Regions from separate parts of the Homo sapiens genome. Here all the other regions are linked to region 1. The links are chromatin loops, found by intact Hi-C in ENCODE. Cell type or tissue: PC-9. All regions are shown on one strand. Region 1 overlaps PLB1 (phospholipase B1). Region 2 overlaps FOSL2 (FOS like 2, AP-1 transcription factor subunit). Region 3 has its middle 42 kb from the start of FOSL2-AS1.

Region 1 (2,500 bases):
AGATTGAGGGGCTGGCATCTGGTGAGGGCCCTCTTGCTGTGCCATCCCATGACAGAAGGCAAAATGGCAAATGAGGGTACGACAGAGACAAAAGGGGCCAAACTCATCCTTTTATAACAAAACCACTCCCACAATAATGACATTAATCCATCTGTGAGGGCAGAACCTAGTCACCTGTTATAGGTCACACCTCCTACCACTGCTACATTGGGGATCAAGTTTCCAACATATGAATTTTGGGGGACACATCCAAACCACAGCAATCCCATGAGGAAGTTGAAGAAAATGTGATGCAAAAGTAAGGCATCCCCTTGTCTGAGGCCAAGGGCAAAACTACAAATAAACTTTGAATATGTAATTTCCTTTTGGGACTGCTTTCCTCCCTTGGGGCACAGGGTGTATGATATTGGATATCTGTGGGCATCAGAGGATGGAGACAGGAGGGTGCACTGGTCTCTGCCTGGAATGAGGTCTGTAATTGGTGGTGTGGTCTCTCTGGGACCATCAGTACAGGACAGAGTATTTAATTATGGTTTGAGACTTTTCAAGCCATCTCGAATGTTTTTTGTAATCAGACTAGAGGTTGTGTCTACCCAAAGGTTGTGACATTGTTGATCCTAAATCATTCTTTGGCCAGCATTCCTGATGGTAAATCTAGAGTGACTAATGGTAATAAGGACAGCTGGAAATACTGATCTACAGACAGGGCAAAACAATAGATTTCTTCTGGAAATTCGGGATAGAAGACAACACATGTAACAAGTCTTTCTATAACCTTCTTTCAAAGAGACTTTGGTCTCAGGGAAAGCGTACTTGACTAGGTTAAGGAGAATCCAGTTCTACACATGGCTCTGTTATACCTTGCTGAATAGCCTTTGGCAGGTTTGCTAGCCTCTCTGGATCTAGTAAACAAGATGATCTTGAAGGCCTGCTCACCTCATCTCCTCTAGAATTCTGAGACATACATTCAGAGGTCAACCCAGCTACCTCAGAAGGGTTCTCTGCTCCCCATTCTCACCTTCCACTGGTGGCAGCACGTGACTGGCCAAGCACCACACTGACAGGACGCTGTGCTAACATCCTATACGCCTTAGAGCACCTGGAATTTTAATGGAGCAGTCAGCCAGGCATGACTCATGGTTTTCTGACTCAGCACCCACAGCTAGTCACATGCAGCACCTGCTCACAGGTCCATGCAGCATCCTACAGTCCCTATAGGTCACATAGGGTGACAGCTTACAGCCACCTTGTGCAGTGCAGCACATAGTCACCCACAGGACCTGCTTATCATTCAAAACCACACAGGAGATGACACTGGCTGACTTGGGCCCTCCCCTTCCAAGCTCACCAGCACAGCTCAGTGCTTAGTGGAGAGCAGTGTGGTCCACACCCTTGCTGGTGTGGTCTGCATGCACTTATGGCCCTCTGAGCCTGTAAAAATGCCAAAAGGGTCATAAACCCTGCCCCTAAGGTCACAGTGAGAGCATTACAACTTTTCAAAGAGCCCAAGAATTTAATGTGCACTGAAGAGTGACCTCAGTGCCACATGAGTTGGCCTTGAAAGTCCTCCCTGATGCCTAGGAGATGCTTCTTCCTTTCATCCAGGGAGACAAGTCACCTCTTCCCTGTGTATGGCCCTCTCTCACTTACACAACCCTTTCCAGTTCTTTGATCCTCATAACGACCTCATGAAGAAGACAGGGAAGCTAGTCCTATTTGCATTTTATAGATGAGGAAGTCAATGTTCAGATAGATTAGATGCTTAATCAAGGTCATGAAATGGCTGTATTCCCTCAAGGAAGGGACAGGGGCTAGAAAATTGCACTCCAGACACATCATAAGTATACGAACATCAAGGAAATCCATAAATTAAGAGAGCATGCCCTGCTTTAATTTTGCTTTTGAAATCACCCCACCCGTATGTGGCCAGCTGTTGGACTAACACACATTGGGTTTCCTTGTAGAGTCAGGCTCTTAACCTTGGAAGCACGTGAACATTACTGGAGGGGCTTTTAAAAACTCTGGTGCCCAGCATACCCATGCCCCACCAGGCCAGTCAAATCTGAGTCTCTGCATTTGGGGGCTAGGTAGCAGGTGATGGGCTGAGAGCCACTGCTTTAGAAGGTAAACCCCTAAGGGAGAAGCACATGTGGTTTTACCTTGTCAAAGCCTGATGTCTCCATGGTGCTTTGTTGGTTCCAGACCCCAGTGGTCACAGCCCTGTCCAACTTGGATGACTGATCTCGGCCAAACCTGTTTCTCAGAGCATACACAAGTGTTTTTTTTCTTGCATTCCCATCAGGATAGAAAAGTGCTTGTTTTTTTCCCCTGACTGCCCTGACTCTGGTGGGAATTTTTCAGAGAGTTCAAAGCCCTTCATATATCCATGGGCTTGATGTCAAAACAACCTTTCAAAAGGGGAGAGTTCCCTTGGGATTCCATGATTGGGGTTTGATGATGCCACAGTGCTTCAATAATTTCTTCCACAGCACCTTGGGGT
Region 2 (2,500 bases), 99 kb before region 1:
GGGAGGAGAAATTAGCCAGGGTTTGGAAGAAGCTGCTTAAGTGGGTGGGGCCACGCCTGGCTGGCAGGAGGGGACTCTTGGAGAAGCATCCCCAGCTCCTTCTCTCTGGCCTGAGCACTGAATCAGGGCTGATGTGATAGGTGCTGCCATCATGCCTGGGCCAGTGAATCTCTGACCCATTGCTGTCCTGTTTAAACATGGACTTTAAACTTGGACATCACCTTCCGGGGCAGATTCAGCTCAAAAGAGCCCTCCCAGGCAGCCAGACATCAGGGATCCACATGTTCTGGGGCCTCTGAGTCCAGCCATGCTCCTCTTGCCCTTCCTTCTCCTTTCTCCATTTCCAGAAGGGCTTCTTGCCTTACTTAAAATACAGTTTTTAAAAAATACTGTGAACCATTGTCTCTGTTCTAACCATGATCCTTGGCTTTGGCCTCTAGCTGTCTCCTGAAGAGGAGGAGAAGCGTCGCATCCGGCGGGAGAGGAACAAGCTGGCTGCAGCCAAGTGCCGGAACCGACGCCGGGAGCTGACAGAGAAGCTGCAGGCGGTGAGGAACTCTGCGTAGGGTGGGAGCACCTCTGGGTGGGCTGGAGTGAGAGCCCCGGGGGTCCTGATCCTCTCTCCCACAGCTGTCTCCTTACCCACAAATGCCCTACAGATGAGTCAGTGGAGATAGAGCTTTCCTTCCTTTGGACACATGGGTCAGCATTGTGTTGATTGAAAAGAGAGAGAGAGAGGGAGGTGGCGTTTAGCACCAGCCAGGGCCCAGAGGGAAGAAATGAACAACCTTCTGTGGGGGTGCTAGCCACGGTTTTTACGCAGCACCTGAGTGTTCTCTGCTCACAGAACTGTGGGGGCTCCTGGGTGAGGGATGATGGAGGGTGGGAGCCAGGGCAGGTCCAGACCTGCCCCATCCAGGGCTGCTTCCCGAGGTTCCAGCCACTCCCATGCCTGCCGCCATCAGGAGTGGCCCAGCCTGGCCTAAGCACTCTGGGTTGGGCCAGGGAGAAGTCTTGATGGAGATAGGTCACGTGGCAGCAGGGTTGTATTTTCTTGGGGTTTTCTCATTTCCTTTATGGGCAGGCGGGTTCCCCACCTCTATCATGAACTCAGAGCTGTGGCCATGGTACCGCGTGCTGCTCTTGTGAGTCACTCTCCCGTGCCGCCTAATTGCCCAGACCTGGGGACCCGCAGCCCTGCCCTTCCCTCTGTTAAGCTTGACCTGACCAACGTCACGTAACTCCCTTCAGAGCCTGGCCCTGCAGGAAGGGCCGTGTGCTGTGTGGAGGAAGCCCCGAGCCAGGGTTGACTCTCCCCAGTGGAATGCTTTCAGAGTGAGGAGATGAGAGAGACTCTGTCAGTGGTCCTCACAGTGACTGCCCAGGATGGGGCTTTGGAAAACATCCCCTCACACTTTTTTTGTTATTATAATTTTTTTGAGATGGAGTTTCGCTCTTGTCGCCCAGGCTGGAGTGCAGTGGGACGATCTCAGCTCACTGCAACCTCTGCCTCTTGGGTTCAAGCCATTCTCCTGCCTCAGCCTCCCAACTAGCGGGGATTACAGGTGCCTGCCACCATGCCCGGCTAATTTTTGTATTTTTAATAGAGACAGGGTTTCACCATGTTGGCTAGGCTGGTCTCGAACTCCTGACCTCGGGTGATCTGCCTGCCTTGGCCTCTCAGAGTGCTGGGATTACAGGCGTGAGCCACCACGCCTGGCCCATCCCCTCACTTGAGTTAATGTTTCCAGGTACCATCCACCCACTTAGGCTTGTCTTTCTCTGTCCTGCAGCCCTCACTCTGGGGTGTTGAATGAATTGAATTGCGTGAATTCTGTGATGCCTGTAGTAATGGCCCTCGGAGGTGTTAGAGCCGGGGAGGATGAGTGGGAATTCTTCATTCCCAGGTGAGGCAGATCCACAATCCACTTCCTCAGCGGGCCCTCCCACCACTAACCTTTCTGTGATTGGCACTTCAAGGAGCTGTGCCCCATGTGGCGCTCCTCACCACCCGCCCCGGAATAGCCCTGCCCCCTGAGGCTCCTCTACTTTCCTTCCCTCCTCCCAGAGGCCTCACACCCTACTCCCCTGCCTCCCCCACCTCCCCCGCCCTCTGACCCAGCCACCCAGGCCCCTGAGCCACATCCTCCACAGGAAGCCTCTCAGAAGCTCATGACGTTCGTCAGACCCTTGAGACAGACGGAAACTGTTTTTCACTCCGGAATATGCTGTCCTCTGCTGAACGAAGCCCTTGCCCGTATGTCCTCACTGATGAACAGGAATCCATGTTAGGGAAAACGTGGGGAGGAGGCTGGTGACACACACCTCTTCCCCTCCCACAGCGGCCCCTCCACGTGCACTTGCTCGCTTCTGCTTCTCTGGCTGGGGATGAAAGAAGGGGGCTGAGGTCCTTGCGGGGTGACCCTGGCATCCTCACAGGCCCTCTCGGGCTGTCACGTTACTTCTGTGTCAAGCGTGGTGGCTGAACCAAATGTTCTCT
Region 3 (2,500 bases), 72 kb before region 1:
TAGGGAAGGTTTTCCCTGAGTTTCTGACCCACTACAGAGAGGCCATCCTTCTCTGTGGGCCCACATGTGGGCCCAGGACAACAGTGGAATGGATCTCTGGGCCCTTTTGACTGTAGACCACATAGCCTCGCTAGCTGGGAGGGACTCAGCCCACTGTCTGGGTGCTGGTGGAGCTTTTCTGGGTCCCTAGGGCCTGGAGAGAGGGACTCCATGCTCTGAAGAGAATGCTGTACTTGGAATCTGACCTCCAGACTAGCAGGCCTGTTTCTTTCTACTTCCCAGTTGGGATCTTGTAAGCAAGCTGCTGAAACTCCCTGAGCTTTAGTTTTCTCATCTATGAAATGGAGAAATATCTATTGTCTTTTTATGAGGATCGGATGACATCACTTATGGGAAAATACCTTATAAACCAAAACACAGTCTACAAATGATTAACCAGTCTAAATGGTAAGTGAAGGAGCTTGTGGAGTTTGGAGCTTGGAATTTCTTTGTCCCAAGTCTTGCTGGTGGGTGAATGTCTGGAGCAGAGTTGGTTTTAGGAGGACTTTGGATTCTTCTTCAAGCCTTGTGGATGTTTCCTGGTACCCCGGGGTTCCCCAGTGCAGGGCTCAGACCTGTTCATCCTGCGTGACCCCTGGCCCACATAAGGCCTCTCTGTGAGGGGACTCTAGGTCCAAACCCACAAGATCAAGTTTGGGGTGGAGGTCAGGCAGGTGGAGCCAGACGGGGCCTTCTGTTCTCCTCCCCTCTCAGGTGCCCCAGGGCTGCCAGCCCAGATCTGCACCTGCACAACCTCTGTTCATTGCGGCCCGCCATCACTCCCTGCCCAGCCTTTAATTTAGACAGAGGTGAATTCTAATCCCCTAATTAGAATGGACTTTAATGAGAGGAGCAATGGAGGGATCGGGAGTCGGGGAACCCAGACTAATGACAGTGGAGGAACTCTGAAGTGAGAGGATCTCTTTTAATCCAACCCCCTCATTGAACAGATGAGGCCCCAGGAGTGGGCAGAGGCCGGGCTAGCTGGTTCCCCTGGAGTCTCCTGTCTGAGCCAGGGCTCTCCCCTGCAGCCTGCTGCTTCTCGTGGTCTCTCTGTGCAGACTCCTAGCCTTCAAGCCTGCGGTCGTGGCTCTAGCCTGGCTCTCTGGATGGGCCGAGTCCCGTGACCGGGTGGGGATGGCCGCAGCCCTCGCCCTCCTGGAATCACAGGAGCAGGAAGGGCAGGAGCCTCCATAAATAGCAGCGTGTTGCCACCTGCCCAACCCCAATCCGGTTCATCCTGACTTAGCAGAAGCACTCGTGAGATGTCCTCCCAGGCAGGGATGGGCCAGGCAGCCTGTGCTTCCTCATGCCACACGGTGCCCCGAGGGTGGGAGTGCTGCAAACAAAGGGCATCCTGCCAAAGGGCCTTGGAGCGGGCAGGTAGTGCGGCAGCCCCTGAGGAGGAAGGAGAGCGAGGTCTGGATTTTCTGGGGGTGGGTGGTGTGAGCTAAGGTGGGGGGCAGGCAGCTTGTTTCAGGCAGGGCACAGGCCCACCCCGAGGTGGCAGCGTGGATCCCAGGGTGGGGGTGGGGGGAGGCGGGCAGCCGCACAGGCCGGCAGGGTCCTCTGCCCAGGTGTGGGGAAGGTGCTGGGCTATGCCTGGCAGCCTCCTCTCTCTCCATCTCCAACTGCCCTGTCCTCTCTGCCTGGGCTCCCAGCTATAAAGCAGGAACAAGCCTCATCCCTTACCTGCCTGAGGGGACATTGAGCAGGAGTGAGATAATGTCTGCTGCAGCTCAGCCTTCCACTGAACGAGGCAGTCTCTAGACGGAGTCTAATTTTACTGCCTAGAGCTCAGCCAGCTCCCTCTGGGGGCCCCTTGCTGCTCCCTGGCCCCTTCTGCAGGATCCACAGGCCCAACCTTGGCTTGGCTGTGGGAGGATCCCGAGGGCCAGCGCCCAGCTCTTGGGCCCGAGGCCTGGGCCTAGATTCATTCTTTCATAGCCCATTGTTCAGGGTTCAAGGAGCCGCCCACCCACCCGCCCCTGGCATTCTGGTTAAACCAGGAGTCTGGGCGGCCAGGCGTGGCCTGGGCCTAATGAGCAGGGTGTGCCCGGAGGAGTTGTTAGGAGCAGGGCGACAGCTGTGGGCAGGTTCCTACCCACCACGTGGGCGGGTGGCTTGCACAACAGCCCCCTGCGCGTTGGCGTGCTGCACGGCATTCTTGCCATGTGTTTATTTTTTAAAAACAAATGCTCAACGTTGGTGGGAGTGGTGAAGATATTTCTAAATGTTTCAAAGACATTGTGTTAACATGTTTTAAACCCCGAAGTCTATTGTCTTAGGAAAGTTGGTGCAAGTCTGTAGGATTTCCACCAGTCACAAAGAAGGCAGAATGCCAAAATCATAACAGGTAACCCCTTCCCCATGATTTTCAAAAGGAGGAATCTTCCAGAGTCACTTGGGGATTATGGGCAGGTGGCCCCACCAGGGCCGTCCTCCATGCCTGGTCTGTGGA

The links. Peaks named below come from ENCODE experiments on the same cell type or tissue, not always from the same donor. Only the 100,000 strongest peaks of a DNase experiment are listed, where the experiment ranks them.
Region 2: it touches region 1 in a loop (4-fold over the local background); 1 of 110 quality-filtered maps calls a loop at or near these places.
Region 3: a loop joins it to region 1, with 6 times the contacts of the local background. A loop is called at or near these places in 1 of 110 quality-filtered maps.

Annotation. Positions count from the first base shown.
Region 1 is chr2:28,507,349-28,509,848 of GRCh38, forward strand. The region is part of intron 1 of PLB1 (phospholipase B1); the gene reads left to right. Among named protein-coding and RNA genes, the nearest start is that of PLB1, 13 kb to the left of the region's middle. In PC-9, no CTCF peak of the experiment used is centred here; DNase peaks (open chromatin) are centred at 653 and 1,153; H3K27ac peaks cover 588 bases.
Region 2 is chr2:28,408,319-28,410,818 of GRCh38, forward strand. It overlaps FOSL2 (FOS like 2, AP-1 transcription factor subunit), which reads left to right. Exons shown (of 4, transcript NM_005253.4): 3 at 441-548. Among named protein-coding and RNA genes, the nearest start is that of FOSL2-AS1, 15 kb to the left of the region's middle. RefSeq lists an enhancer at 1,155-1,234. In PC-9, no CTCF peak of the experiment used is centred here; a DNase peak (open chromatin) is centred at 1,143; H3K27ac peaks cover 367 bases.
Region 3 is chr2:28,435,546-28,438,045 of GRCh38, forward strand. No RefSeq gene overlaps it. Among named protein-coding and RNA genes, the nearest start is that of FOSL2-AS1, 42 kb to the left of the region's middle. In PC-9, no CTCF peak of the experiment used is centred here; DNase peaks (open chromatin) are centred at 1,376, 1,756 and 2,126; H3K4me3 peaks cover 431 bases; H3K27ac peaks cover 2,500 bases.